Linked DNA regions of Homo sapiens: region 1 is linked to region 2. The links are chromatin loops, found by intact Hi-C in ENCODE. Cell type or tissue: PC-9. All regions are shown on one strand. Each heading gives the region's core, and the rest is flanking DNA. Links, peaks and the distances in the headings are about the cores only.

The links. Peaks named below come from ENCODE experiments on the same cell type or tissue, not always from the same donor. Only the 100,000 strongest peaks of a DNase experiment are listed, where the experiment ranks them.
Region 1: a loop joins it to region 2, with 6 times the contacts of the local background. A loop is called at or near these places in 1 of 110 quality-filtered maps.

Annotation. Positions count from the first base shown.
Region 1 is chr12:76,227,556-76,244,102 of GRCh38, reverse strand. No RefSeq gene overlaps it. Among named protein-coding and RNA genes, the nearest start is that of LNCOG, 24 kb to the left of the region's middle. In PC-9, for the core only: no CTCF peak of the experiment used is centred there; a DNase peak (open chromatin) is centred at 7,252; H3K27ac peaks cover 1,226 bases.
Region 2 is chr12:76,148,619-76,165,165 of GRCh38, reverse strand. No RefSeq gene overlaps it. Among named protein-coding and RNA genes, the nearest start is that of NAP1L1, 72 kb to the right of the region's middle. In PC-9, for the core only: CTCF peaks have their summits at 6,060 and 6,260; no DNase peak of the experiment used is centred there.

The DNA of each region.
Region 1 (16,547 bases), core at 5,121-9,120, 78 kb before region 2:
AGCCCCTATATTACAGGGGTGCCCAACATCCAGGCTGCAGCTGGGCACAGGTCCATGGCCTGTTAGGAGCTGGGCTGTGCAGCAGGAGGTGAGGGTCACAGAAGTGAGCATTACCGCCTGAGCTCTGCCTCCTGTCAGATAAGCAGTGGCATTAGATTCTCATAGGAGTGGGAACCCTATTGTGAACTGTGCATGTAAGGGATCTAGGTTGCATTCTCTCTTTTTTTTTTGAGATAGAGTCTTGCTCTGTCGCCCAGGTTGGAGTGCAGTGGCGAGACCTCAGCTCACTGCAGCCTTTGCCTCCCGGGTTCCAGCGATTCTCCTGCCTCAGCCTCCTGGGTAGCTGGGATTACAGGCATAGGCCACCACGTCCAGCTAATTTTTGTATTTTTAGTAGAGACGGTGTTTCACCATGTTGGCCAGGCTGGTCTCGAACTCCTGACTTCAGGCGATCCACCTGCCTTGGCCTCCCAAAGTGCTGGGATTACAGGCATGAGCCACCACACCCAGCTGGTTGCATTCTCTTTATGAGAATCCAATGCCTGATGATCTAAGGTGGAACAGTTTCATCCCAAAACCCCTTCCCCTCTAATTCTTTCATGTAGAAATTGTCTTCCAGGAAACCAGTTCCTAGTGCCAACAAGGTTGGGGGCTGTTGCCCTATAAAAGTTTTGCAATTATTGACTTCTGCTCTAAGCTATGAGCTGTTTGAGGGCAAAAACTTTGGTTTATTCATCTTTGTGTCTCCAGAACTTAACACTCATGCTTAATAAATGCTTGTTGAGTGAATGATTGATCTTTTCACACATAGCAGTGGTGTTTATTTACAGTAATACATTTCTGGCATCTCTTTTATTTTTGCCTTAAGCAAAAATCTTTGCCTAAAGCAACAGAAAAAAAATAGTTAATGTTACCTCTAAGGAATATAAACAGTATATTTACTAGTCCTATTCATGTATTTTCCTAATATTTTGAGAATTTGGATTGAGGCCTTCTGCAGCCATGTGGCTCTCTGTGCCTCAAAGATTCTTTGGCAGATCTCCGTATGAGCATCAGTGACTGACTAACCATCTAAAGTCAATTTTTCAGACTCCTTGCTCATGGAAGCAAATAACTTGGCAACTATCCTGACTGGTAGACTCACCAGCTAAAATCATTTCTAATGAGATTTCCTTACGGATAATCCAGCTTTTGGTGATTTGGACTTTTTTTCAGAGATGCTTTCATGAACCCCTATCCTATAATCTAAAATCATCTTTTAATCCCCTCTCTCCCAGCCTAAGGCCTTTAGCATAACAGCAACTTAATGTTCCCCAACTCTGACTGATATTCAACTTGACATTTAGATATTGACATTCAGTCAATACCTAAAATCAAGGCAAGAAAAGAGAAGTCCAAAGGCCTGAAGTATAAATTTATCAAGGCTTAAGGTTTTCTGGGAATTTTAATGAATAAGCACACAGTCACTCTGCTGTAGCCATAAAAATAACACTGTGAGTTTAAACTAAAATAAGCAACTTGGATCTCTTTTGTAAGAATTTCATTATTTTTTAAAATGCAGAAAAACTATTGGGAAATAATTTCTACAAGTTTAGGGACCCTTCAGTAGTGAATGTCTCAATCTATTTGGGCTTTTTTAAACAAAATAGCTTATACTGGGTAATTTATAAACAATAGAAATTTACTACTCACAGTTCTGGAGGCTGGGAAGTTCAAGACCAAGGTGCCAAAAGATTGAGTGTCTGGTGAGGACCCCTTCCTCACAGATGGTGCCTCCTATGTGTCCTTACATAGTAGAAGATAGGGAACAAGCTCCCTTGTGCCTCTTTTTGTTTTGTTTAAAAAATATATATTTTATATATACATATATTATATATATAAAAAATATATACCCTAGCACTATATATGTATATATACACATATATATACATACATATACATATATACACACATATATATGTGTATATATATAGTGCTAGGATATATATAGTATATATATGTGTATATATAGTATATATATGTATATATATAGTATATATGTGTATATATAGTATATATGTATATATAGTATATGTGTGTATATATAGTATATATGTGTATATATAGTATATATATGTGTGTATATATATGTGTATATATATATATATAGTATATATATGTGTGTGTATATATATATATGTGTATATATATATATAGTGCTAGGATTACAGGTGTGAGCCACCATGCCCAGCCTCGTGCCCCTTTTAAAAGGGCAGTAAATGCATTTATGGGGGCAGAGCCATCATGACCTAATCACCTCCCAAAGACTCCACCCTTAATATTATTCCATTGAGGATAAAGTTTCAACATATGAATTTGGGGGAGGAGGCATGGAACAGGGGGATATTCAAACATTCAGACCATAGCAGTGAGAATAGTTTATTTTCATTTTATCTGTTACAGGGGGAGGTAATAGCCAAAAGATATTTCCCTAACTGGTCAAGTGTGTCTCTTATGTTCTCCTGTCTATGTCAGAGGCATCCCACCACAGCTTAGTCATGTCATTCCCTCCACTGGGAGTGCTCTCTCTGTTCCTTTTTGTCTAGATTTTTAAGTCTTATGTTATTTTTCCTTCAAGACTGAGCTGAAGCCTTCCATCCTGGACCAAGAGAATTCATTTCTATTTGGAACTATTATAATTTTAAATTTTTATTTGTTCATGTTGGACTTTTTGTTAACAAAAAGCCGTGGATCTTTTTCATGTGAATTGCTCTTAAGCCACAAGACTCCTGTTCTGTACTTTCACATTTTTTATTCTTAAATTTCAGCTATCTCTGTCTTCAGATCTTTAGAATATTATATCCATCTCTCCACTTGATCAGCAGGACATGGCCCTGGCCACAGGCTGGGCTGCTGGGGTGCACGTCCTGCTTGATACTGTGAGGCCACCTTCATGCCTTGGTCTTTCCCCTTGAACAAGCAACTGAAGCTGGAGCCAGCTGGGTTATTACTACTGCATCCAGCCTTCACATCTATCCTGAAGGAGAGAATTCTACTGCTGGGTGTTGAGTGAATCATTGGAGGTAGTTTAGGGAAAGTAGGTACACAGTATTCTTTCTTGCCCTACCTCCTCGTGTAATGCAGGGGCCATCTGGAACAATTATAATATTTCTTAGGTAAGCTAAAGCTAGCATATGTTGGGGTGATCAGACCCAACACCAGGCCATGGGGGCTTCGAAGTCTGGCGGAGTCAAAGGAATGAGAAAAGACAGGTTAAGAGTACATAAGTTGGGTCCAGGGGGCCAACGCTGGTATGGAAGCTGCAAAGGCCTCGAGCTCTGGGAGCCCACACTATTTATTGGTGATCAAACAAAGAAGCAGGTGGTGAGGACGTGAGGATGCGGGGGTAGAAAGGTAGTAGTGCATCAAATGTAGCTGTGACGGTTTAGCGTTTTCTTTGACGCATATAGAATATGCTCTGCTGCTGGAAACAATGGAGAACATGTTTATGAGCCTGGGAGAGCAACCAGCAAGTCTGTGCACATTCCAGAGGCCACGAGGGGCTTTATGTCATGAGCCCTGGATTCCATCAAAGCCACGAGAGGTTTTATGCTCTGGGCTTAGATTTGTGGTGCGGCAGGGCAGCCTTCCACCCTTTGGCACAGAGCTTGGTGTTCCAAAGGCCACGAGGAGTTTTAGACCCTGGACCCTGGACATTTTCCAAGACTCTTTTATATTATGACAGACAAGCCAGTTCTGCCTTAGTTCTTCTACCAACAAGCATATATACATGAAGGCCAGCAATAAGGACTGGAGGTATGCACTAGGCAGGCAGACACATGAGCAGGGCTCTTACCATAGCTTGGATATCAGATCCCTGAGTTATTTTGGTGCTAAGAACAATCTTGTCCTATCAGGGTGTCCCTCAGTGACCTTACCTTCTAGGTCTTCATATAGGCAACTAAGTGAATTATATCCTGTATAAAAACAAGAATAGAGACTAAGGAACATCCCTAGAGCCTTCCTTTACATTAGTACTAGAAAAAATTTTTTTTTGGAGACAGGGTCTCACTCTGTTGCTCAGGCTGGAGTGCAGTGGTACCATCATGGATTACTGCAGCCTCTGACTAACAGACTTAGGTGATCCTCCCACCTCAGCCTCCCAAGTAGCTGGGAATACAGGTGCATGCCACAACTAACACCTGGTTAATTTTTTTGTATTTTTAGTATAGACAGCGTTTTGCCATGTGTGGCCCAGGCTGGTCACAAACTCCTGGGCTCAAGCAAGTCCCCTACCTTGGCCTCCCAAAGTGCTGGGATTACAGGTGTGAGCCACTGAGCCCAGTCTATATTAGTATTAATTATATACTTTGGGTATTGCTATGGTGTGAAAGTTTGTGTCTCCCTCCCTACCTGCCCCCCCGACCCCCACCCTCCCCGCAGATTCATATGTTGAAACCCGACCCCCAGCGTAATGGTTTTAGGAACTGGGGCCTCTTGGGAGATGATTAAGTCATGAGAGCAAGGTCTTCATGAATGAAATGAGTGCCCTGACAAAAGACACCCCAGGGAGCTCCTTTGCTCTTCCACGATTTGAAGATACACCAAGAAGACACAGTCTATGGAACCAGGAAATAAGGCCTCACTAGACATCAAATCTGCTGGCACTTTAATCTTGGACTTCCCAAACCCCAGAACTATGAGAAGTAAATTTAAGTTGTTTATAAGCTATTCAGTTTATGGTATTTTGCCACAGTAGCCCCAGTGAACTAAGACAGGTAATATTTGCTCTATCATGGTCTTTTTGTGCACATGCAGAATTCAGCTCTACTTCCAAAGCAAACTATGATATTCCATAAGTACAGGTACAAAATAATATTGGTAAACTGAATAAATCTTGACCTAGTTAGTGGCTTATGTAAAGTGGTATCTCCTGAGTGTCCATGAACAGGCTAAAGTAGGAGTTTCTGCGTAGTAAATATGAGGTAAAGGCAAGAATGTATCTGACCTTCTTTCCCTTGGTGAGGCCTAGCCCAGAGTGAGGACCTCGGGGGCCCACAGGGAGCTCAGTGTGAGAGTGAGTGGGGCAAAAAAGTTTCAGGATCCAGAAAAAAAGCAGTGAGTAAGAGAAAGGAGATTCAAGGTTCAAATCCAAGTCTATTAGGTACAAAGTAAAACTGGACTACTAAATAAACGTTTCACAACAAAAGACATATGAAGAAGATAAAGCCAGAGAGGTTAAACTCTATGCTGGGGTGGAGTGAGGGTGCTGCCAAAAAAAAGGAGGTGGGGCGGTGGCAAAGGGAAGGAGAGATAGCTATTACTGAGGGCACCGGGACTTTTCAGACTATGAGGGTTGATGGATAGTTTCAGTCACAATATTTCCCTAAAAACTAGAACTATAAAAAATAGAAGAAACCTGTACATGAATATATAGCTTTATTTGTAATAGTTCAAAACTATAATCAGCCCAGATGTCTTTCAACAGGTGAGTGGTTAAACCAACTGTGGTACATACATAGCATAGCATACTCAGCAATAGAAGAAAAAGAGCCAACTATTAGTATACAAAACAACTTGGTTGACTCACCAGGGAATTACTGAGTAAAAAAAAAATTCCAAAAGGTTACATACTGTGTAATTCTATTTATACAACATTTTTAAAAGGTAACATGTTACAGATGGTGGGCGAATTAGTGTTTGCCAGGAGTTAAGGACTCAGGGTGAAAGCGTGGGAGGGAGGTGAGTGTGGTTAGAAAACGGCAATGGGCTGGGCAAGATGGCTCATGCCTGTAATCCCAGCACTTTGGGAGGCCAAGGTGGGCAGATCATTTGAGGTCTGGAGTTGGAGATCGGCCTGACCAACGTGGTGAAACTCTGTCTCTACTAAAAATACAAAAAAAAAAAAAAAAATTAGCCGAGCTTGGTGGCAGACACCTGTAGTCCCAGCTACTCAGGAGGCTGAGGCAGGAAAATTGCTTGAACCCGGGAGACGGAAGTTGTAGTGAGCAGAGATCGCACCACTGCACTCCAGCCTGGGCAACAGAGCGAGACTCCAGCTCAAAAAATAAATAAATAAAGAGAAAAAGAAAAAAAAGGACAACGCTAGAGATCCTTATGGCATTGAAACTGTTTTGCATCTTGGTTGTGATGGATGTGCAAACCTACACAGGTGATAAAATTGCATAGCACTTTCACACATACACGTACAGGTAAAACGAGAGGAATATGAATAAGACTGGTAGATTGTGTCTATGTCAGTATCCTGATTGTCTGTATACTATAGTTTTGCAAAATGTTACCATTGGAGGAAACAAAGCAAATACACAGGGGATTTTCTACATTATTTCTGCATGTGAACCTACAACTATCTCAATAAAAATTTCAATTAAAAATTGGAGAGAGGCTAAGCATGGTGGCTCATACCTGTAATCCCAGCACTTTGGGAGGCTAAGGTGGGACGACTGCTTGAGGCCAGGAGTTTGAAACCAGCCTGAGAAACATAGCAAGACCCAGCCCCTACAAAAAATTTTAAAACTAGTCAGGTGGGGTGACACATCTGTAGTCCCAGCTACTCAGGAGGTGGAGGTGGGAGGATCGCTTGGGCCTGGGAGGTTTAGGCTGCTGTGAGCTGTGATTGCACCACTATACTTAAGCCTTGGTGACAGAGTGAGAACCTGTCTCACTTGGAGAGAGTTACAAAATTAAATGACTCTTGTTAAACCTAGAAGCAGTTTAATAGAATTCAACATAACATACTTATATTGGGTGCCTGCTAAGTGACAGTGCTAAGTGCTGAGGAAATGCGGAAGGTCTGGTACCTTACCCCAGGGCTTTCCTAGACAGAGGGAATCAGACACCTGATTTCACTAAGGCTTCTCTTACGAAGACAGTAAGGGACTCCTTCCTCGTGTCTTGGGATTCAGGAAAATGTGTATCTGACAGTCCGAGAGACATACACAGCGAACACCATAAAACTGGCTTAAACACAGGGTCTAACAATAACAATTGATGTCATGAAGTACTTTTGAAAGGAATTGGTAGCAATACCAATTCCTCAAAAAAGTGTTCAGTTTGTCTTAGGAATTTGTGGAGGTTGAAGACCAAAGGAAGATTCTAAGAGATCCATGGGCACATTTGGCAGAATAGAGTTTCATAGAGCGCTCCAGGAAATAAAGACCCTAGAGGCCTCTTGCTTTTATCTACTGACGGGCTGACACCATAATTACTCACACAACCTGCAGATGCCTGTCTGATAGTAGACGGAAGCTTGGATAGGTTGAGTCACATTATTTTCCTTTCCTCCTTGGCAAACAGACTGCATTTCCCAGCTCTTCTAGAAGCCAGGTGTGGCCACATGCCTGAGTTCTGTGAATTGTACAGAGGCAAAAGTGATGTACCACCACGCACTGCATAACGACGTTTCAGTCAATGGGCGGATGCATATACAACAGTGGTTTCATCAGATGATAATACTGTATTTTTACTGTACCTTTTCTGTGTTTAGATACACAAATGCTTACCACTGTGTTACAATGCCTATAGTATTCAGTACAGTCAAATGCTGTACAGTTTTGTAGCCTAGGAGCAACAGGCCATACCATCTAGCCTAGGTGTGTAGTAGGCTATGCCACCTAGGTTTGTGTAAGCACAAAGACGAAATCACCTAAGGACACATTTCTCAGAACATATCCCCATCATTAAGTGATGCATGAGTATACTGCATGTTCGGGGATGAACCTAAAAATTGTCTACCCCTGGCTCATTCTATCTGCTAGCTGAACGCGAATATTCATGGTGACCTTGGAAGCAATGTGTTTTCAGAGAGTGGGGCCTCTGTTAGCCTGAGTCCCCGAGTGACTACGCCCCACCCCGGCAGCCATTGCTCTGCATGAAGGTGAGAGTTACTATTGTTAAGTCACTGAAATTTGGGGATTTATTTATTACAGTAGCAGAAGTAACTGCATCTAGAACTACCTCAGAACACTCAGAATTACACCCCTCTTCTGTTTTTCCCCAAAACTGAGGATATGGCTGGAACGAAATGATTTTATGGCAGATCCTTCCCCATTTAAGCTCTCAAAAAAAGTGGGCCTGTGGTTTCTGCCTCTGTGTTAAATGTTCAGCTTCTCACCTAGAGAGGTTTATTAGCCTAGTTTGATAAGGGAGCACTTGCACGTGTGTGTCTGTGTGTGTGTGTGTGTGTGTGTGTGTGTGTGTGTTTGTGTGTCTTTTGAGACAGGGTCTTGCCCTGTCACATAGGCTGGAATGAAATCACGGCACACTGCAGCCTCAAACTCCTGGGCTGAGCAATCCTCCTGCCTCAGCCTCCCAAGTAGCTGGGACTACAGGTGCATGCCAGTATGCCCTGCTAATTTTTTATTTTTATTTTTTGTTGAGATAGGGTTTTGCTTTGTTGCCCAGTTTGGTCTCAAGCGATCCTCCTGCCTTAGCCTCCAAAAGTGCTGGGATTACAAGTTATTCTTGCTTTTTTTTTTTTTTTTTTTTGAGATAAATTCTTGCTGTCACCCAGGCTGGAGTGCAGTGGTGTGACTTCAGTTCACTGCAGCCTCCACTTCCCTGGCTTAAGCAATCCTTCTGCCTCAGCCTCCCAAATAGCTGGGACTACAGGCACACATCTCCACGCCTGGCTAATTTTTGTATTTTTTTGTAGAGACGGGGTTTCACCATGTTGCCCAGGCTAGGAGTTGTTCTTGCTAGCTGCTTGGATTAACAAAAATCTCCTGGAATAAAATTTTTGGTCTCCAAAGTCAGCCTGAACATAGGCTGTAGAAATATCAGCTTCTCTAAAGCAGAACCAGAGGCAGCAGCTGAGCCCAGCAGCCATTCCATCTCAGGCTTAGGCCTGATGAGGAGGAAGGTGGGTTCCCAAGGCTTGTAGTTCTTGGTCTTTCAGATGGTGAAGGCGCTGATAGAGGTTGGAGGGGTATTGTGTGAAAAAGTATGAGAGATGACACTTGGCCAGGGACTCAGGGCTCCAATATTCTGTTTGGGGGTACAGGATATTAAGAAAGAACTTTCCAGAATTTAGAGCCATCTGAAAATAGAATGAGTATTCTCTCATGATCTGCCTTACTGAAGTGTTTAAGTAGAAACTGGCTTGCTCCGGGATGCTGGGTTGGGATGGTTCGCTTGGGATATCTGTTGGAAGATGTTGCTGATACATTTTCTGACTAGGATAAAAATTAGACTAGATTAATGGGTCTCAAACTTTCAGATGCACATCTGTGAGTGTTATAAGAATTGATATTCCTGGACTCCACCTCTAGAGATTTGGATTCATTGGACAAAAGCCTCAGTAATTCTAAATTAGACAATTTAAAGAATACACTTTGAAATATGTTGGACTGTTATCTCTGAAGACTTTTGTACATTAAAAATTCATATTTATTACCATCTATATTTCATGGTATTCTTTAAAAAGAAGGCAAAAATCTTAAGTATTATTATTCAATATAATATTACTTAAAAAAATTCAAGTTGTGGCTGGGCATGGTGGCTTATGCCTGTGATCCCAGCACTTTGGGAGGCCCAGGTGGGAGGATAACTTGAGGCCAGGAGTTCAAGACCAGCCTGGATAAGACAATGAGACCGATATGGTTTGGCTGTGATCCTACCCAAATCTCATCTTGAATTGTAGCTACTATAATTCCCACATGTCATAGGAGGGTCCCAGTGGGAAGTAATTGAATGACAGGGGCGGGTCTTTCTGGCGCTGTTCTCGTTGTAGTGAATGTAAGTCTCACGAGATCTGATGGTATTATAAATGGGAGGTCCCCTGCACAAGCTCTCTCTTGCCCTCTGCCATGTAAGAAGTCCCTTTGCTCTTTCTTCATTTTCCACCCTGATTGTGAGGCGTCCCCAGCCATGTGGAACTGTGAGTCCATTAAATCTCTTTCCTTTATAAATTACCCAGTCTCAGATGAGAACAGACTAATAAAGAGACCCTGTCTCTACAAAAATAAAATAATTATTGATAGGTAAAGGCCTACTACCACTTTGTTAATCGATTTCTGCCATTTTGTTAATTGTTTTATAGTTCCTTTGTTCCTTTCTTCCTCTTGTGCTATCTTCCTTTGTGATGTTTTGAGTTTTTGCTGGAGTCCTTGGCTGGACTGGCCTGGTGCTTGGAGCTTGAGTCCTCTGAAGCAGGCCTGGAGCTTGAATCCATGTAGTTGGACAGTGTGGAGCTTGGCACTACTGGTGCTAGTCTAGTGCCTAGGGCCTTGGGACCAATTAATTTTTAATTGAAATTAAAAATTCAAGTTATTATTTAGATATTATAAGCTTTCTCCTACAGAAAGTTTTTCTAGGCTATTGTAACCCGAGTACAATTTTGGACATCTGGAAGTGGTAAAACATGCATAGACTGGGACTTGTATTGAACAGGATTCAATTGCACACAGTAGAACTCACTCTATATGAAAGAATTTAACATAGGGGATTGGGTTCTAGGAAATCCTGTAAAGTAGTCACTGGTCCTTAGGCTGAGCAGGCAGGAGCAAAATCCAGGCCCCAGAAGCTCCCTATGCCTGAACGGGAAAGCCACTGCTGCAGCCTCCACAAATGTTAAATCAGGAAGCTGCTGTTGGTACTGCTGACTGCAGAAACAATTTTACCACTCCTGTTGTCCTCAATACAGGTATAGTAAGATGCCAGATCAGGACATCACTGGCTGCAGAACCACCCTGTTCTGCCACCATCTGTGCTGTCAAGTAGATGGCATCTAACGGTTCTCCGCTGAAGTCTCATCTACATGGAAATGATTGGTGGAACTGTAGCTTCGATGGAGTGTGAGATATGATATGTGGGTTTTTAGAAAAAGAAGTTCAGTGGCCTGCTACAGCCAGCTTCTATCAGCTCTCAAAAGCCAAATGTTAGTCTCTGTCCTCAAATCCATGTTTAGTGGTGTCCACTTTAGTAGTTTGAAATCAGCCATAGTGGGAGCTTTTATACTGCAGGTATCGGCAAAATCTACAAAGCAAGGATTTTGGGAGGAAGAGGAGAAGGAGCCAGCATACCACTGAGTAGTTAAGATGGTTGTTAAGTAAGACCATCCACAGTGATTGCCATAATACTTTCTGAAACAGATGCTTTTAAACATTATGTAAATATCATAAACAGATTTCTGGAAAGCACTTTGTCATTATATGTCAAGAGCCTTGACATGCTTGCATGTGAAAGGCTCGATTTTTGGAAGTAAACAATAGAAACATATTTATTATGGCATTAATAATTGAAGCAAAAAATTAGAAACAATATCTTGGTAGAAATTAAAAACATATACTGGTACTCTAACAGCAGTGGATATTATGAATATGAAAAATAACACTTGCAAAGAGATTTCAATCATGTGGTAAGTGATTATTGTTAAACTAAGTGAAAAAAACATAATACAATTTTTTTTTAATTTTAAGTAATCCAAAATGGGTTTTTAGAAAAGTAGAAAAAAGACTAGAAAAAATATCCCAAAATGTTAAGGTTAAAAATGGAAAGAATAGACAGGTTCCAGAGTAACATCAGCAGGATGATGGAATAGGAGTTTCCAATGCTCAACCCTCATAGAAAGGTAAATTCAAACAACTATTCATGCTCAGAAACACCTTCACAAGAGCTAAGGAATGCAGGTGACAGACCACAGCACCAGAGCAGAGCACAGAAATAAGAAAACATGCTCTGAAGAGAGTAGGAAAGACAGTTTCTCACATTACCCCTTCCCTAAGCCCATGCTCACAGAGTGAAGGGAGATACCTTCTGTGTGGGGGAAGGAGAGTGAAGTGAGCACTCATCTTTGCCATGGACCCCAGCACCAGGCCTGCCCTCATGAACCCTGTCACTAAGTGACCGCCCCCTCGACATGGACCCAGGGTATAAGCCTGTCCCAGCACCAGCTTTGTCCTTGAACCAAGGCTCTAGGTCCCCATGGCCCCATGCACCATGCTGGCTGCCATAGCCTGACTGTCCAGCCCAGCCCCTGTATCCCCAGATTCCATGCTTGGGCCCTCAAACCCAGGCTTCAGGCCTGCCCCTGCATACCCAGGTTTCAAGCTGCCCCAGTGCCAGGCCAGCCCCCATGGCCCCAGGCTCCATGCTGATCCCAAGGCCTTAGGCACCAGACTAGCACCAGTAGTGCCAAGCTCCACACTGATCAACCACATGGATTCAAGCTCCAGTCCCGCTTCAGAGGACTCAAGCTCCAAGCACCAGGCCAGTCCAGCCAAGGACTCCAGCAAAAACTCAAAAAAATCACAAAGGAAGACAGCACAAGAGGAAGAAAGGAGCAAAGGAACTATAAAACAATTAACAAAATAGCAGAAATCAATTAACAAAGTGGTAGTAGGCCCTTACCTATCAATAATTATTTTAAATGTAAATGGAGTAAATTCTTCAAGCAAAAGATAGAGAGGGTGGATGAATACATAAAAAACCAAGACTCAATGATATAACGCCTACAACAGACTCACTTTAACTTTAAGGACACACATAGGGTGAAAGTGAAAGGATGGAAAAAGGTATTCTATGTAAATGGTAACCAAAAGATAGCAGGGTTGTTATGCTTATATTAAACAAAATAGATTTTAAGTCAAGAACTATTACAACAGAGAAAGACGGTTATGATACGATGATAAAGTGGTCAATTCATCAAGAAGATAAAATAATTATAAAGGTGTATACACTCAATATTGGAGCACCTAAATATAGAAAGCAAATATTAACAGAATGGAGGGGAGAAATAGACAGAAATACAATAATAGTAGAGGACTTTAATACCCCACTTTTAACAATGGGTAGATCATCCAGACTGAAACTCAGTAAAGAAACAGCAGACTTGAACAACAACGTAGACGAAATGGACCTAAAAGACATATACAGAATGTTCTACCCAACAGCAGCAGAATATACATTCTTTTGAAGCACAATGAAATATCCTCCAAGATAGATCATATGTTAGGCCACAAAACAAATCTTAACAAATTTTAAGAAGATTGAAATCATATTAAGTATCATTTCTGACCACAATGGTATAAAACCAGAAATCAGTAACAGGAGGAAAATTTGAAAATTTACAAATATATGGAAATTAAACTACACACTCTTGAACATCCAGTGAGTAAAAGAAGAAATTAAAATATTTATCTTGAGGCCAGGCTCGATGGCTCACTCCTGTAATCCCAGCACTTTGGGAGGTCAAGGTGGAAGGATCACTCGAGCCCAGGAGTTCCAGACCAGCCTGGCAACATACTGAGACTCCATCTCTACAAAAAATAAGAAAAAAAATGAGCTGGGTGTTGTGGGGTGTGCACCTATAGTTCCAGCTACTAGGGAAGCTGAGGTGGGAGGATCACTTGAGCCTAGGAGGTCAAGGCTGCACTAATCTCCAGCCTGGGGGATAGAGTGAGATCCTGTCTCAAACAACAACAACAGCAAAACAATAACAACAACAACAACAAACAAATCTTGAGGCAAACAAAAATGAAAGAAACAAAACATACCAAAAGTTGTATACCAAGAATGCAACAGAAGTATTTTGAAGAAGGAAGTTTATAACAATTAATGCTTACATTAAGATTAGCAACCTAACTTTACACCTCAAGAGAAACTAAAAAAAGAACAAACTAAGACCAAAGTTAGCAGAAAGGAGGAAATAATAAAGATTAGAGCAGAAATAAATGAGAAACTAGAAAACAATAGAAAAGATAAACATAACTAAGAGTTGGTTTTCTTTGAAGATAAAATAAATAAACCTTTCACTAGACTAATTAAAAAGAGAGAAGACTCAAATAAATTAAAAATAAAAGAAAACATTGCAACTGATACCCCTGAAAAACAAAGGATCATAAGCAACTACTCTGAACAATTATATTTGAACAAATTGGATAACCTAGGAGAACTGAATAAATTCCTAGAAACATACAACCTACCAAGACTAAATCATGAAAAAGTAAAAATCTGAACAGACCAGTAACGAGTAACGAGATTGAATCAGTAATCAAAAACCCTCACAACAAAGAAAATCTCAGGTCCTGATAGCTTCACTGATTAATTCTATCAAGTATTTAACAATTTTCTTAATTTTTTGGCTGGGCACAGTGGCTCACGCCTGTAATCCCAGCACTTTGGGAGGCCGAGGCGGGCAGATCACGAGGTCAAGAGATCGAAACCATCCTGGCTAACACAGTGAAAACCCGTCTCTACTAAAAATAAAAAAATAAAACAAAATTAGCCGGGCATGGTGGTGGGCACCTGTAGTCCCAGCTACTCAGGAGGCTGAGGCAGGAGAATGGCCTGAACCAGGGAGGTGGAGCTTGCAGTGAGCCGAGATCCCATCACTGCACTCCAGCCTGGGCAACAGAGCATGACTCCATCTCAAAAATAAATAAATAAATAAAATTAATTAATTAATTAATTTAAAGTAGATATATATATGTATTTTTATAGAGACAGGGTCTTACTATGTTGCCCAGGCTGGGTTGAAACTCCTGGCCTCAAGCCATCCTCCTGCCTTGGCCTCCCAAAGAGCTGAAATTATAGGTGCGAGCCACTATGCCTGGCCCTACCAAGCATTTAAAGAACAGTTACCACCACTCTTTATCAAACTTTTCCAAAAAATTGAAAATGAGGAATTACTTCAGTCAAGTTATGAGGCCAGAATTACCCTGATACCAAAGCTAGAAAAAGATACAAGAAAAGAAAATTACACATCAATAACCCTGATGAACAGTCTCAACAAAATACTAGCAAACCAAATTCAACAGCACATTAAAAAGCATCATACACCATAATCAAGTGGGATTTATCCCTGGGATGCAAAGATACAAATCAATAAATGTGATATACCACGTTAACAGAATGAAGCATAAAAATCCTATTATCATCTCAATAGAGAAGAACCACTGGAGAGCACTCAACATCTTTTCGTGATAAAAGTATCTCAGCAAATTATGGGGCTGGGCGCGGTGGCTCACGCCTATAGTCCTAGCACTTTGGGAGGCCAAGGTGGGTGGATCACTTGAGCCTGGGAGTTCGTGACCAACCTGGGCAACATGGGGAAACCCCGTCTCTATATAAAAATTTTTAAAAATTACAAAAATCAACAAATTAGGTGTAGCAGGAACATACCTCAACATAATAAAGACCATATATGACAAGCACACAACTAATATTGTACCCAATGTTAAAAATCTAGAAGCTTTTCTTTATGATCTGGTACAAGACAAGGATGTTCACTTTCAGCACTTCCATTCAATTAAAAAAAAAAAAAGACATCCAAATTGGAAATAAAGAACAAAATGGTCTTTGTTTGCTGACAACCTGATAATATATATAGAAAAAGCCCTGAAAACTCCTCCATCAAAAAACCTGTTAGAATAAACAAAATCAGTAAAGTTACAGGATACAAAATCAACATACAGAAAGTAGTTGCATTTCTGTACACTAACCAGAGCTATTCAAAAAAGAAATTAAGAAAACAATCCCCAGGCCTATAATCCCAGCACTTTGGAAGGCTGAAGTGGGAGGATTGCTTGAGTCTGGGAGTTCAAGACCAGCCTGGGCAACATAGTAAAACCCTCATCTCTACAAAAAATAAAAATAAATTTGCTGGGCATGGTGGTGCACACCTGTAGTCCCATCTACTCAGGAAGCTGAGGAGGGAAGATTGCCTGAACCTGGGAGGTTCAGGCTGCAGCGAACCATGTTTGTGCCACTACACTCTAGCCTGGGCAACAGAGAGAGACCCTGCCTGTAGTCCCAGCTAATTGGAAGGCTGAGGCAAAAAGATTACTTGAGGCTAGGAGTTCAAGGCTGCAGTGAGCTATGATCACACCACTACACTCTAGCCTGGGTGACAGAACAAGACTGTCTCAAGACAAAATCCAACCAACCAAACAAAACCATTTAGAAATAAATTTAACCAAAATGAAAGACAGTACACTGAAAACTATAAAATATGTATGAAAATGAAGAAGACATAAATAAATGAAAGACTATTCCATGATCATGGATTGGAAAAATTAATATTGTTAAAAAATCCATTCTACCTAAAATAATACAGATTCAATCCAATCTCTATAAAAATTCTAATGGCATTTTCCAAAGAAATATAAAAAACAATCCTAAAATTCATAGTCAAAGGAATTTTGAGGAAGAAGAATGAAGCAAGAGACATTACAGCACCTGATTTCAAAATAGACTACAAGGCTATAGCAATCAAAATAGTATGGTACTGGAATAAAAACAGACACCCAGACCAATGAAACAGAATAAAAAGCCCAGAAGTAAATCCATATATTTGTGGTCAATTGATCTTTGACGAAGGTGCCAAGAACACACAATGGGGTAAAGAGAGCTTCTTCAATAAATGATCATGGGAAAACTGAATATCTACATGCAGAAAAATAAAATTGAACACTTATCTCACACCACATGCAAAAATTAACTCAAAATATATTAAAGAGTTAAACATAAGACCTGAAACGGTAAAACCACTAGAAGAAAACATGAGTGGAAAGCTGACACTGGTTTGGACAATGATATGAACAAAAGCA
Region 2 (16,547 bases), core at 4,642-8,641:
AACAAAAAGATCAAAGCTGGAGGCATCGCGCTACCTGACTTCAAACTATACTACAAGGCTACAGTAACCAAAACAGCATGGTACTGGTACCAAAACAGATATATAGACCAATGGAACAAACAGGGGCCTCAGAAATAACACCACACATCTACAACAATCTTATGTTTGAAAAACCTGACAAAAATAAGTAATGGGGAAAGTATTCCATATTTAATAAATAGTGTTAGGAAAACAGGCTAGCCATATGCGGAAAACTGAAACTGGACTCCTTCCTTACACCTTATACAAAAACTAACTCAAGATGGATTAAAGATTTAAATGTAAGACCTAAAATCATAAAAACCCAAGAAGAAAACCTACGAAATACCATTCAGGACATAGGCATGGGCAAAGACTTCCTGACTAAAACACAAAAAGCAATGGCAACAAAAGCCAAAATTCACAAATGGGATCTAATTAAACTAAAGAGCTTCTGCACCACAAAAGATTCTATTCATTAGAGTGAACAAGCAACCTACAGAATGGGAGAAAATTTTTGCAATCTATCCATCTGACAAAGAGCTAATATCCAGAAACTACAAGGAACTTAAACAAATTTACAAGAAAAAAAAAACCCCATCAAAAAGTGGGCGAAGGATATGAACAGACACTTCTCAAAAGAAGACATTTATGCAGCCAACAAACATATGAAAAAAAAACTCATCATCACTGGTAATTAGAGAAATGCAAATCAAAACTATGATGAGATACCATCTCATGCCAGTTAGAATGGCAATTATTAAAAAGTCAGGAAACAACAGATGCTGGAGACGATGTGGAGAAATAGGAATGCTTTTACACTGTTGGTGGGAGTGTAAATTAGTTCAACCATTTTGGAAGACAGCGTGATGATTCCTCAAGGATCTAGAGCCAGAAATACCATTTGACTCAGCAATCCCATTACTGGGTATATACCCAAAGGATTATAAATCATTCTACTATAAAGACACATGCACACATACGTTTATTGCAGCACTGTTCACAATAGCAAAGACTTGGAACCAACCCAAATGCCCATCAATGATAGACTGGATAAAGAAAATGTGGCCCATATACACCATGGAATACTATGCAGCCATAAAAAGGATGAGTTCATGTCTTTTGCAGGGACATGGATGAAGCTGGAAACCATCATTCTCAGCAAACTAACACAGCAACAGAAAATCAAACACTGCATGTTCTCACTCATAAATGGGAGTCGAACAGTGAGAACACATGGACACAGGGAGGGGAACATCACACACCGGCCTGTCAGGGGATGGGGGGCTAGGGGAGGGATAGCATTAGGAGAAATACCTAATGTAGATAATGGGTTAATGGGTGCAGCAAACCACCATGGCTTGCGTATACCTGTGTAACAAACCCGCAGATTCTGCACATGTATCCCCAAAACCTACGGTATAATAAAATAATAATAATTTGATTGGGTTAGTCTTGTATTTTATTTTAAAAAGAATTACATTTTAATCTAAATTTGAGCCAAAGAGAATTGTCCGTTATTTCTCACTGCTTGGTCCTGTGGGAAGCCACCGTCCCTGAGGCAATCCCAAATGTTACAGTGGGACTTACATTGTGATCACAGACCCTAGCACACTTTACATGAAAGAAATGAGTGATCTCCTATACCTTGGGCATATTTAGGTGTGAACAATAACCTGCCATCTGCCTTACCCCAATAGATACCTGTATTTCCTTCCTCAATCTGAAATCAGATTGGTCATGACAAACATCCTTAATTTGATGGTTCTATTTTATCAGGGACTGTGAAATTTTAGTGTTTTATGGATATGGATTAGATGTATAATTTTAGGGAACAAATCATAGGGAAGTGAATAGCTACTTATCTAGTATTAATTAAAAATCAGTCTAGGTGAATTTGAGTAGAGTAGGCCTGGGACAAAGAATCACTTGTAGGAGACTGAGATGGTTTTGGGATTAAGGAGAAACCAAGTTGGTTATTACAGTGATAATAATAGCTACATATGTCAAGACTTTACTAAGTGCCACTTCGATTTCTTCGTGGTAGGCTAAGCTGACAGTTTTAGTGTCTTAAGTTCAGGATATTTAAAAAAATGATTCTATATTATCAACTATTACCTGAGCACAGGGAAGGAAACAGATTTAGGGACCCAATTCCTTGCTCTGAGCTGGCCAAACATTTGAGAAGTCTCAGGCAGATGCATATTTGCGAAGGGGTTGCTTAAAAGACATTGTCTTGGTCCACACATATAGGATCACTCATTTATAGTATGACATTGAGTGTAGTGGGGAAAGGAAAAATATTTTAGTAAATGGTCTGGTCAACTAAATATTCATGTGGAAGTAATAAATATTGACTCCTACATCATACCATATATAAAAATCATTTGAATTGGATTGCAGATCTAAATGTGAAAGGGCTGGGCATGGTGCCCATGCCTGTAATCCCAGCATTTTGGGAGGCTGAGGCAGGTGGGTCACTTGAGGTCAGGAGTTCAAGGCCAGCCTGAGCAACATGGTGAAACCCCATCTGTACTAAAAATACAAAAATTAGCCAGGTGTGGTGGTATATTCCTATAATCCCAGCTACTTGGGAGGCTGAGGCCGGAGGATTGCTTGAACCCAGGAGGCAGAGGTTGCAGTGAGCAGAGATTGTGCCACTGCACAGCAGCCTGGGTGACAGAGTGAGACTCCATCTCAAAAAACAAAAGATAAAAAACAAAAGTAGTGAAAAATAAAACACCAAAGTTTTTAGGGAAAAAAACAGAATATGATCATATCCTTGAGGAGAGCTGAGATTTTTAAAATATGACACAAATCTATTAATCATAAAGCAAAAAATTGATAAATTGGGTTTTATTAAAATTATTAAATTCAGTTCATTAAAAGATACCACTAAGAGAGTGAAGAGGCAGGTCATAGTGTAACAGAAGATATTTGATATACTTTTTTTTTTTTTTTTGAGACAGAGTTTCGCTCTTCTTGCCCAGGCTGGAGTGCAATGGCACGATCTCGGCTCACTGCAACCTCTGCCTCCCGGGTTCAATCAATTCTCCTGCCTCAGCCTCCCAAGTAGCTGGGATTACAGGCCCGCGCCACCATGCCTGGCTAATTTTTGTATTTTTAGTAGAGACGGGGTTTCTGCATGTTGGTCAGGCTGGCGTCGAACACCTGACCTCAGGTGATCCGCCCGCCTCAGCCTCCCAAAGTGCTGGAATTACAGGCATGAGCCACGGCGCCCGGCCTTGATATTTGATTTACTTATATCCAGCAAATTACTAGTAAAAAATGGTGAAAAGATAGATAATCCAATAGAAAAATGGGCCACAAATTTGGATAGTAACTTCACAAAAGAAAATAATCAAGTGTTCAATAGACATAAGAAAAGGCATCAGAGAAATGCATTATACTGGGATGAAATACATCCCACCTGAATTGTTAACATCAAAAAGATAGGCAATATGAGGTGTTGGAGAGAATGTGGAGCAATTGATTTTCTAATGGGAGCATAAATGGATACAATGGAAAACTATTTGGCAGAATCTACTAAAAGGTGAACATAAACATATTCTATGACCCTGCAGTTCTACTCCTAGGTATTAATAGAAATGCGTATATATATATATATATATATGCATTAAAAGACATGTTCAAGAATTTTTAGAGCAGTACTAACTGTCATGTTACCACCACCCTGGATTCTTGCAATCTCCCAGAAGAGAAATCAAGAGAAATCACCAAACATTACAGCAAAGGAAAGTTTATTTCAGCTTGTGCACAAGGGAGCCAGCACTGATAAGGGAAAAGGAATGGGCTGCTCCCCAGGGTGGTGTGTAGGTTAGTTTTATAGCATCTTTCTATAAGTAGGGCTTCCATGAGGACATGTATAGGAGGGTTTTTTCTAGTACGTGTGCAGTGGCTCAGCATGCTGCTTCATACATTGTATGTAGCATTAACATTTTAAATTTCCACCTCTAGGCATGAATTTTAGCATGAAAATGAGGAAGGAGTAACTTTAGGTTAGAGTTTTAAGCCTAACTGCGCATGCAGGGCTCTGAGGAAGTCCCTAGCCCCCTGAAATAGGAGCTTGACATTAATAGCTTCTTGGGTCTTTTGTTACTGACTGGCTGAGAATTAGATAAGCTAGAGCTTGAGTGAGGGGCTTTTGTCCTTTTCCTCCAGATCATCTTAAAATAGGGAATCAACTAGCCTGCTGTCTCAATAGTAGCCAAAAGTTGAAAACAACCCAAATGTCAACCAACAGTAGAATGAATTGACAAATTGTAGTATATTCATAAAATGTAATACTACCTGAGGATACACTGTCTATTGCTTCCTGCAGCAACATAGATGAATTGCATAAACTTACCATTGAGCAAAAGAAGCCCAACAAACAAAAAACATATACTGGATGATTACATTTGTGCAAAGTTCCAAAACAGGCAAAAATATAATCTAGTGTGAGAAGTATGCATATGCTTACCTTTGGAGGGAAGGTAATAACTAAAAATATGCTCAAGGAAGACTTCTAGGCCATTGGTAAAATACTGTTTTTTTATCCAGGTGCTGGTTGCACAGGTAAGTTATTTTTGTAGAAAGTAATCAATCTGTACACTGGATTTGTGTGTGAATTTTTGTGTATGTATGTTATACTTCAGTAAAAACTTTACTAAAAAAAAGGCAAGGCCCAATGAGCTTGATTGAAGTGGGTATTTGTTCTGTGGCCTCAGGAATAGAGAGAACCAAAGTGTCTATAGACACATATATTGAAAACAAAACAAAAAACAAAGAAATTTACTAAACATCAACAAAGGTTATTACTGGATAATTGGATCAAGGGTAATTTTTTTTTTCTGTTTTCCAGCACTTTCCAAATCCTCTTCCAGGAGTCTGGTATTAGTCCTGCCATCTGGGTGTTAGGGGAAAGCAGAATCCTGGAGGATATTGTTTTGTCCTCAAGGCTTTGAATAGAACTGTCTATGCTCATCACATGCTTCCTTCTTGGAAGCACAGATTTCATTCAAGCTCTCTACATGTCTTCTAAGATTGCTTGGCAGACAGTTTAGGGATAACTTTATTTGAATTTATATGCCTTTGGAAAATTATAGGAAATAGATATTAAGCTCCAAGGAAGTAGCATAGGAAATCATAAGAGGCTTCCTGAGGGAGGTGACATTTAATCTGAGTGTCAAAGGGTGAACAGCAATTTGTGAAGTGTAGTAGGAGGAGGGGGATGAAGGATGGAAGGATCGTTGTAGACCAAGGAGACAGCACATGCAAGACATGAAAGAGAATGACGTGTTTGTGGACCAGAAAAGAATTTGGTATCATTTAGGAAGAATGGAGGGACAGGAGACGGGAAAGGAGTTAAAGCTCCAATGTTTGTAACTTTGTCCCATGCTATACACTGTGTTTGTAGATACAATATAACAGATGCCAAACATTGTTCATTGCATCAGACCATAAAAATGTATAATACAGTCTTAAAGTTTTAAATGGCCTTTTTAAAATATGCTTTACAGCAACAGCTTAATTAAAAAGATAATGGTGCCTATGTTACATACTGGAAGTCGGGAAGTAATCAACTTGAAATAAACCAGTCTTTGTAGAATTATCTCAAATTTTAAATTATTTCAGTATATCAAAATCCAAGCATGGATATAACATGTGTTATGCCAACTGCAGAGGACTCTCAAAACCTCTTCCCTTAAAATTATAGAATAGCTTGGTGCCAACATTAGCATCCCCACTGCGATGAATTTACAAGGAGATGAAGTTACATTTGGGGATATCGATATTATAAGGACACCTATCAATCTGATGAATAGCTACAGACAATGTCTGTAGCCTGTCATAGAACAGCCCTCTGGTTTGCCAAAGAACCACTTAAAATGCATAAATGCATTCTTTGTGCTAATGGAACAGATCTCTTTCGTGGTTTCAAAGGAGAAGAGAGAAGAAACAGAGAGTGGATGGTTCTTGTTTCACTTACGGCTTCCAAACCAAGACTACCAAATGAGAAAGACAGCTTGCTCTCTGAGCAGCACCAAGCCAGAAAGGAAGGTTCAGACCACTACCCACTCTCCCTTCTCACTTCTAAATTACACCATGAAAGTGGAGACAATGAGGTGTGCATTCCAACGCACAGGCCTGTGGTTGGCTCTGGGTATGAATTCAGCAGTGTAGACTGCGGCTGTGTTCAGTGGGTCACCACACTCCCATAACTGACCACTAGTAGGCGTGAAAACTGAGGCAACCCAAGATCCTGTGGTGGAACAGTTAGTTGCTGCTTTCAGATTCAGTTTCTGGCTAGAATGTCACAGCATGAATCACCTTGGAGCAGATTCCTGATGGCACGAGAGCTATAAATTGAATGGTACGACACTTCGTGGCTTTCACTGGCTCTGACATTAGCAGAAACAGCTGAGTAATCAGACAAAAGGCAGTGGAAGAGGAAAACGGAAGAGAATTAATATTGAGCAGCTTCCCTCTTCTGGGCATAAACTAAGAGTCTTCACATGCGTTATGGAGACAGCGTGGTTCTTACAATTTTGCATCTACCTCTTGCTAGCTATGTACACTTGGACAAGCTCCTTAACCTCTGTGAACCACAGTTTCCTCATATCTACCTCCTGAGGTTGTGTTGGGAGAAAAAGAGAATCCATGTTTACATGACACATATATATGGTATATATTACATAGAGTATGTATACACAACATAGTATATATAATATATACACATTATATATATATACACATACTATATATGATATATATAGTACACAACCTAAAACCTATATATAAATATACACACACACACACACATCATGTTGGTTTCTCCATAATTGTGTGAGCCAATTCATTAAAATAAATCTCTCTCTAGTATATAATACATGTATTTAATGAACAAGTTCCTTAACTATATATAGAATATATTTTTATTAGGTTCCTCATATTTTATATATATAGAGAGAGAGAAAGAGAGAGAGAGAGAGAAAGAGATGGAGAGAGATCTATTTTAAGAAATTGGCTCACACAATTGTGGAGGCTAGAAAATCCAAAATCTGCAGGGTAGGCTGACAGGCTGGAGACCTAGGAAAGAGTTGTTGCAGTTGCGAGTCCGAATGCAGTCTAGCAGCAGATTCCCTTCTTCCTCGAGAGACCGCAGTCTTTTTCTACTAAGGCCTTTCCACTGATTGGATGAGGCCCACTGACATAATAGAGGGAATGGAGGGGGAATCTGCTTTACTCAAAGTTTGCTGATTTTGTGTGTGTGTGTGTGTGTGTGTGGTGGAGTCTCGCTCTGTCACCCAGGCTGGAGTGCAGTGATGTGATCTTGGCTCACTGCAGCCTCCGCCTCTCAGGTTCAAGCAATCTCCCACCTCAGCCTCCCAAGTAGCTGAGGCTAAGGGAGCCCACCAGTCTGGCTAATTTTTTAATTTTTTGTAGAGATGGGATCTCACTTTGTTGCCCAGACTTGTCTCGAATTCCTGGCCTCAACCAATTCTCTCACTTCGGCCTCCTTAAGTGCTGGGATTACAAACATGAGCCACTGTGCCTGGCCTAGATTCAGTATAATTTTAAAACCCACTGGGATTTGATGCATAGAGCACTTTAATCCAAAGAGTGAAAGTTGTTGGTTCTTACTACCTTTAGCTATAAAATAAGAAGCTGTTGGAACTGGAAACATACTTTAGAAATCCTTAATTTATCTTTGTCTCCCACCATTTATTTCACAGACAAGGAAACAGGAGCCCAAAGTTTAATCCAGAAAAGAGAATCAATAACTGGGCCAGAACCTGAACACAAATCTCCCAACACTAGTCCTTTGCCCCATGGTTATTTTTTCTTCTTGATCTACAAATAGAAACATAAACCGGATGTTGTACATCATCACAAAATAAACTAGAAACCATTGCATACACTAGAGTACTGTTCATCTGAGTAACATTCGGGCTACCTTGTAACATAGAATTGCCCAACATGCAGTTGCCGAGTTTATGGACAGAATAATCTGGGCTCACACTACAGTGCTCATTCCACACTTGAGCATCATAGAACAGTCCTTACCCAGTGTCCAAAGGCCTTCATTATCCCATTTTTGGTGTTTAGTGCCAATTCTTGTTAGCTGGAGGCAAATTACCTACAGATCCAGCAAAGAAAGAAGCCCATTTGGCAACTATTCACCCTTGTCAGATTTGAAGCTGTTCTGGGAAGGCATTTTAATTAGACAGTGGGTGAGCTGCCACATTTAGAAGCAGCTCTTAAATGGAAGCAGAGAATTTCAGGACCAACTGAAGTTCTTGGTGCTTGTGTTGCTTTACCACTTAAAAGACAACCAGTGGATTCTTCTCTAGTACTCCTTTAGTACTGCAGGCTTTGTAAGATTTGGAATGGTTGAATGACTTCTTAAGGCTCATTCCTTAATTCTCATTGCACCTCTGAGTGCGTGGTTTGCAGGCAGAACATGAATCCTTTGATCATTGTCTAATTAACTCAAGCTATGTACCAGATAAATGGTGACTGTTTTGATGATTATATTCAGTTTTTCCAGAAGTGCTCATTTCAGTGAAGGCCTTTACAATTCATGAATATTAAGTGGGGTTTTTGTGTACAATTAAAGCAATAAATCAATCATCACTGCAATGTTCCATATTTATTATCTTCTTGCTTACAAAAAAACTGAGCAGTAACTCACTTGAACTTCAGTGTCTCCATTTTATAGGGAGGAAAGAGCAACAGAAAAATATTATGTCACCCAGCTTGTGAGAGGCAAAGTAAGAACTCTAAGCCAGAACCCAGATCATATTGTAGCAATCATTCAAAAAAGAAATGACAGTTTTCATCTTCTGATTTGTGCTATACATTTTGGCAATATCCTTAATATCTTGTGAGTGAGAATCTACTAAAAGGAAGTTGCCCAGCTTAGATATGAAGAAGTGGAACATGGCATGCTATAGAACAAAGTACATTGGACTAGAGATTGAGATTTGAGTTCCGCCCTCAGCTCAACAAATGACAACTGCTGTGACCTTGAGCAAGTCACCACATTTTGCTGGGCCTCCAGTTCCTCATCTACAAAATGATGTCTTAGCATTAGGAAACTTTCATCACAAGAAACATTTTGCAAAATCCCAATGTGTAAAACAGATAACAGATAAGAGAGCTCTGGTGGAGGAGGGGCCGAGGGGCCCAAGACCTAACTTTTTTTTTTTTTTTTTTTTTTGAGACAGAGTCTTGCTCTGTTGCCCAGGCTGGATTGCAGTGGCGTGATCTCTAGTCACTGAAACCTCCACATCCCGGGTTCATGTGATTCTCCTGCCTCAGCCTCCCGAGAAGCTGGGATTACAAGCATGTGCCACCACGCCCAGCTAATTTTTGTATTTTTAGTAGAGATGGGGTTTCGCTATGTTGACCAGGCTGCTCTCAATCTCCTGACCTCAGGTGATCCACCCACCTTGGTCTCCCAAAGTGCTGGGATTACAGGAGTGAGCCACCATGCCTTGTCCTGGGCCTAACTTTTTGGTCTTGCTTTTCCACTTGGAATCAATAGTGGCCAAGGCCCCTTTATAAGCTTAGGGCACTGAACCACATTACTATAAATTCCCTCTCAATGTTTATGTTTTAACAGTTATTTCCTTTCTCCTAGGCTTTTCCAAAATGTGAGGCATATGGAAAATTCAGGCAACACCCTGTTACTTATTCATCACTTAAGCCATGTTTTGGCTCAGAAGATACCAAGCAAAGCTGAATATTACTGTATTTCAGAAAGGGGAGTATTTCTTCAGTGCTCATCTTGGGGGTCTTCATAAAAAATGATTGACAGCTGACAGCTAATGTCTATTTTCACTTCATTGCCTTATGGGAAGAGATAACCATGAGCAGGCCATTTGGGAAAGTGAGGAATATTATCTAAGAATCATGATCCACAGAACCTGTTCACGGGTGAGGAGAAAGGGACGAGGTAGGGGGAAAACATCCCTAGCACAACCAGATTCTCCCCCATTATAAACGAGGAAAGTAAAAAACAGGGTCATGCTGCATTAATGTCTAGGTTTATTAGACTTACTACTTTTCTGGGCACAGTGGTAGACTTACTACCTTTCTGTAGTCCCAGTGATTCAGGAGGGTGAGGCAGGAGGATTCCTTGAGGCCAGGAGTTTGAGATTAGCCTGGGCAACATAGACCCTGTCTCAGAAAAATCAAAAAGAATTACTACCTTCCTCACACTGAAGGATTCTCAAACATTATTACATGGAGAATGAGCTCTCTTTGTGACCGTTCTCTAGAGGTTTTGACTCACTACTCTCTGTCTCTCACCCAGGGATTGAGTCTCAGCTAAATCCCTTTTCCATCAGTCACCAAAGATGCCCATTCACTAAATTATGCATACATGTTTTTTTGCCCAGCGAGGCCAGATCTATTTGCTCTTATAGAAAAATAAAGCATTTTTGCTGTTTTCCTTTTGTTTCTGCAAGCTTTTAGTCCATGGTGACATCATGGAAGCTTAAAACTTGAGAAGCCTACTCTCACAGCCCATGGACAGCCTTTCCTCACCCCAACCCCATCTATAATCACCACACTTTGGTCCAACTGCAACTGCTCTGTGTGGCATCAAGTTCTACAGGTAATCTGAAACTAAAATCATGAAAGAAAAGTAGGATTTGTGTTGTCGAATGGGATTTTTTTTTTTCGACTTGCCTGATTTGCAACTCAATCAGCAGGTAAGGCTAAAATAAAATATACAATCCAGGCCAGGCGTGGTGGTGCATGCCTGCAATCCCAGCACTTTGGGAGGCTGAGGCGGGTGAATCACTTGAGGTCAGGAGTTTGAGACCAGCCTGGCCAATATGGTGAAGACCCGTCTCTACTAAAAATACAAAAATTAACTGGGCGCGGTGGTGAGTGCCTGTAATCCCAGTTACTTAGAAGGCTGAGGCAGGAGAATTGCTGGAACCTGGGAAGTGGAGGTTGCAGTGAGCCAAAATCACACCACTGCCCTCCAGCCTTGGTGACAGAGTGAGACTCAGTCTCAAAAAAAAAAGTGCATATATATATATATATATAAATTTATATATATATTATATATATACACACACACAATGGCGGATGCTTTGTCTATATTTCTAAAATGTTAAGCTTCATACAAACTATGTACTGGTGGTGAATTGCAAAAATGACTATAATTTTTTCCCATCTCTGTAAGCATACCTCTTTAAAATGTGAATTTGAAGCTCCTCCCACCAAGAGGTAGATTCTATTTCACCATACCTTGCGTCTGGGCTTGGCTGTGTGACTTGATTTAGAAAATGAGACTAGCAAATAAGAAGCAAGCAGAGACTTGCACATTATGCCTTGTTCTCTTTTGCTGTGGTTAGAACCCTGAGATCTCCATGTGGAGGAGCCCAAACTGGCATGCTGAAAGATGAAAGGAGAAAGTATGAAGTGTCCCTGCCAGCCAGCTCCTAACCAACAACCTGCCAACGGCCGGACATGTGAGCAAGGCCATCCTAGACCATCCAGCTTCCAGTCAAATCTCCAGCTGACCACAGACAATATAAGCAAGCCCAGCAAAGAACAGGAAAGCAAACCTAGAGAAAAGCTACACAACCAGCCTGCAGAATTATGAGTGAAATAAGTACTTGCTGTTTTAACCAGCTAAATTTGTTATGCAGCAATAGCTAGCTGATATTGCACTCAGTAAATAATTATTAATTCAGATTTCTCAGAATGAGTATGAAAATGAAAAAGTAATTATGTATATTTAGAACAAAGCAAAGAGAAATCTGCTAAATAGAATAGAAACTGGCAGACATAAGGCTGATTTTTCTTCTTGAATTAAAATAAATAAATAAATAAATGAAGCAATAGAGGCCAGGTGCAGTGGCTCATGCCTGTAATCCCAGCACTTTGGGAGGCCAAGGCGGGCACATCACCTGAGGTCGGGAGTTGGAGACCAGCCTGACCAACATGGAGAAACCCCATCTCTAATGAAAATATACAATTAGCCGGGCATGGTGGTGCATGCCTGTAATCCTAGCTACTCGGGAGGCTGAGGCAGGAGAATTGCTTGAACCCGGGAGGCGGAGGTTGAGGTGAGCCAAGACCATGCCATTGCACTCCAGCCTGGGCAACAAGAGGGAAACTCCGTCTAAAAAAAAAAAAAAACCAATAGAAACAAATTTGTAACTCAACTTTTATTTATTTATTTTTTGAGACAGGATCTCACTCTGCAGTGGTGTGAGCATGGCTCACTGCAGCTTCAACCTCCTGGGCTCAAGCAATCCTCCCACCTCAGCCTCCTGAGTAGCTAAGACTACAGGTAAGTGCCACCATGCTCAGCTAATTTTTTAATTTTTGTTGTTGTTGTTTCAGAGACAAGTTTTCACTATGTTGCCCAGGCTGGTCTCTAACTCCTGGACTCAAGCAATCCTCCCACCTCAGCCTCCCAAAGGGCTGGGATTACAGGCATGAGCCACCACACCTGGCCTGTAACTCAACTTTTGATTCACCTGCCACTCTGACCAGTTCTATGAATCTGCTGAGTTCATTCTGGGCCTCATTCAAAATAATACTGACTCCTTGCCGCATTGAAGTGTGGGGAGGACTAATAAACCTTTCTTTCTTGTTCAAAAAGAATCCTGGGATCCTTGAATGAGGTAGGAAAGACAGAGCATTATTGCTGACACAGAAGCACGTCAATGGTTTCTGCATTGATATGTAGCAACAGAGAAGCCTCTTTAGGAAAGGGATGGGCTGGTTCCGCAGCCAGGGATAGAAACTAGAGAAAGCAGTAGGTGGGTACAGGAAGTGCAGGGAGGCATATGAGTATGTGAATTTCAGACATGTTCCTATTTTTAGTGTTGGCTAGGCAGTATCTGTATTTTTGTCTGTTCAAACAGCATACCTTCTCAGGAAGGAGGATAAAAACATCGGTATATATAGGGAAGATAAAAACATAGGTTTAGCATTTGCAGCACAAATTGCAAACTTTTTAAAGATTTAACTTTTCCAGCAGCTTGTCTGCTAATACTTAATAGCCAAAGTATAGAATATAATAGTTTTGCTGAGACTAAAATATTTTACTGATTTGAAAAGACTTTCAAAGTCAGAAAAGCTTATAAAATAAATAAAATCTGTTTGTACATTTTAATAACTCAAGACTATGGTTTTTAGGGAAAAAAATTACTTTTTTCACCCAAAATCAAATTTCAGTGTTAAATGTCCCTCTATACAGTCTGCACCAATAAGTCCCAAACTCTGATTACTAGCGTTCCTAAGGCACTTTTCAAAAATTTCTCTAGCGACCTCAGCCTCACTTATGGATATTCTGACCAAGTGGAACATAGGACTCTATTTTCTTTCTTCCTTTTTTTCTTTTCTTTTTTTTTTTTGAGACAGAGTTTCGCTCTTGTTGCCCAAGCTGGAGTGCAGTGGTGCAATCTCGGCTCACTGCAACCTCCAACCTCCCTCTGCCTCCCAGGTTCAAGCGATTCTCCTGCCTCAGCCTCCTGAGTAGCTGGGATTATAGGTGCCCGCCACCATGCCTGGCTAATTTTTTTTTTTTTAATTTTAATAGAGACAGGGTTTCACCATATTGGTCAGGCTGGTTTCGAACACCTGCCTCGGCCTCCCAAAGTGCTAGGATTACAGGGGTGTGCCACCGCACCCATCCAGGTCTCTATTTTCAAAAAGGTGACTCTGTTGATGAGCCAATTTTGGAAATCATTATCAGTAAAACGCTGTCCATGAACATAATTAATCTGATTGTCTTTTCTGTAGTCATAATAGAGATTCATTTCAAAACATTTCTTTTTTACAACCTTACACAAATGCCTACTCACTGTTAGCAACTGGACTATTTCTGAAACAAATATAGCAGTCTTTGATGAAAAATAAAAATGAGTACCTGTTGCAGAAGGAGTTATTTGGAGCAAGTACCTTTCTGGTGAATACTTGTACCAGACACATTCATTTGAGTGCACACATGTAGGTCAATTCCTAAGTGTAAATCTAACTACTAGGGGTGTCCAATCACCATTAGCATTGAGCTCCCAGCCTCTGACCCCCATCCAGCTCCTCTCCTTAGGAAAGGGGAGGGACTCTAACAGATTGATGAGCTTTGAAGAGGACACTGGCCATGTGGAGCCCCACTCCTTCCTTGCTGCTGCTTCTAGAAAGTTTCTGGCTGAAGCACATGCTCATTGTTCCTCTGTGCTCCCTGTTATTGTCTGGCCAGTGTGCCTCATCGTGCCAATATGTTTCTTGTTGGAATTCGGTATTATAAAACCACTTCCCTGCAGATAGCCACATTTTTCTTTATCAGATTTAGGAACCCTAATGGAGCTACTTCAGCCTCTACAGGAGGTAGGCAAGGGAAGAGTGTGGGTATGGGGCTCTCCTCAAATATACCAACATATCCCTGTGAAATTATTATTATTATTATTTGAGGTGGAGTCTCACTCTGTCACCCAGGCTGGAGTGCAGCAGCACAGTCTCGGCTCATTGCAACCTTGGCCTCCTCGGTTCAAGCAATTCTCCTCCCCAGTAGCTGGGATTACAGGTGCATGCCACCACATCCAGCTAATTTTTTGTATTTCTGGTAGAGACAGGGTTTACCATGTTGGACAGGCAGGCCTCGAACTCCTGACCCCAAAAGATCCGCCCGCCTTGGCCTGCCAAAGTGCTGGGGTTACAGGTGTGAGCCACCACACCTGGCCAAAATCTTTATTATTATTACTTATATTTTAGAGATGAGTAAATTAAGATTCAACAGATTATGTTTCTTTTCCAAGACCGCTCAAGCCATAAGAGATAACCCTGAGTCTTGCATACAGTTCTGCTGACTCTAAATAATATTGATTCATTAATGGTAACAAATATACTAATGTTAGATGTTAACAATGGGGAAGCTGGGTGCAGTATGTATGGGACCTAGCTATCTGTACAATTTTTTGCATTTTTCTGAAAATCTAAAACTGCTCTAAAAATAAAGTTTATTTCTAAAAAGGTTACATGTGCAATAAATGGCATCAGAAAAAGAATACATGTTTCTGGGCACTAAATAATAATATTTATTATTTTAAAAATAACACAACTATAAGTTTGAGTATGTCTCCATTACCTCATTTCCAGTTCTGGCAGAGTGCAAGGGTTACAAAGGCGCTAGAAGCAGACTTTGGTTGGAGTCACAGCTCTGTGACTCGATGCCAGTTACTCAACCTCTCTGAGCCTCAGCTTCTTCACCTGTAAAAAGGGGCCAATACCTGACAAATGCAATGGTTGAATTAATAAAATAATAGGGACTATGATAATAATAGTGTCCAGAATAATAAAAGTGCCTAGAACAGTGCTTGGCACAGACTTATTGCCTCATCCCCATTTGGATTCAATGCATCTGGAGTAGAACCAGGAGTCCACCTTTTAAATGCTCCTCCAGGTGATTTTGATGGTTTAGGTGTTATTAGTGAAGCCCAACCTCACCTGTAGGCATTGCAGTTGACCTGGCTGCCTGGACTATCAGAAGTTGGCTCACTGACTCTGCATTTCAAATCTCACCCTCCGCTGGAGATTTTCTTTCAAATTCCTCTGTAGGATTGTCATCTGGCACTGTTCTTTGTACCAAATAAAGATGTTGGCCAGTCCTGAGCTGAAGGAAATATCATATCAGCTCAGTTTGCTTCCTTATTCACCTTTCTCTGTTCTTCGACTGTGATTCCTGTAAATTCCAAAAGAGGAATTCTTTCCACAGTACTGGAGTTGCATTCTTGCAGCATATATTACAATTTTCAACATTATGACCATATAACAAGAAGCTCTTCTTGCCACTGGGCTTAAAAAAAGAAATTGTTAACAAATGCACAGAGAGCTATGCCATCGCAGAATAAAATAATATACATTCCAAACACACCAATATTCTCCTGTCTTGAGTTCTACCAACATTCTGTGGCTTTCCTCAACTGTAATGTGCTTAACAGTCTATAATTACATAGATCCGTCAGCCATAATAACTATATGCAGTTTATCTTTTCTTAGTGGTATCCTTCTTACCACACGTTGAATATATGAGTCTTGAGAGAATACATGGAGATATGAAAAGTGAAGGCAAAAAGAGGTTAAAAAGGAAAGAAATCTGTGCTTCAAGGGGAGAAAATTCTTTTAGCTGCCTCTAAAAATATTTATCCTTCATGTGAAGAGACACAAAAAAATTTTCCTACTAGAATAGCATAAGTAAAAATAAATACAAAGGTAAGATGCTGCTAGCTTTGAATGTGTCCCCCAAAGTTCATATGCTAGAAACTTAACCCCCAATACATCAGCGTTGAAAGATGGAACCTTTAAGAGATTATTAGGTCATGAGGATGCTGCCCCCATGAATAAATTAATGCCATTATCGCAGGAATGGGTTTGTTATTTTAAGAGTGGGTTTGTTATAAACGTGGACTATAAAAAGTGGGTTGTTATAAAAGTTTGGCCCTCTCTTGCTTGCTCTCACATGCTCTCTCACCATGTGATACCTGTTACCGTGT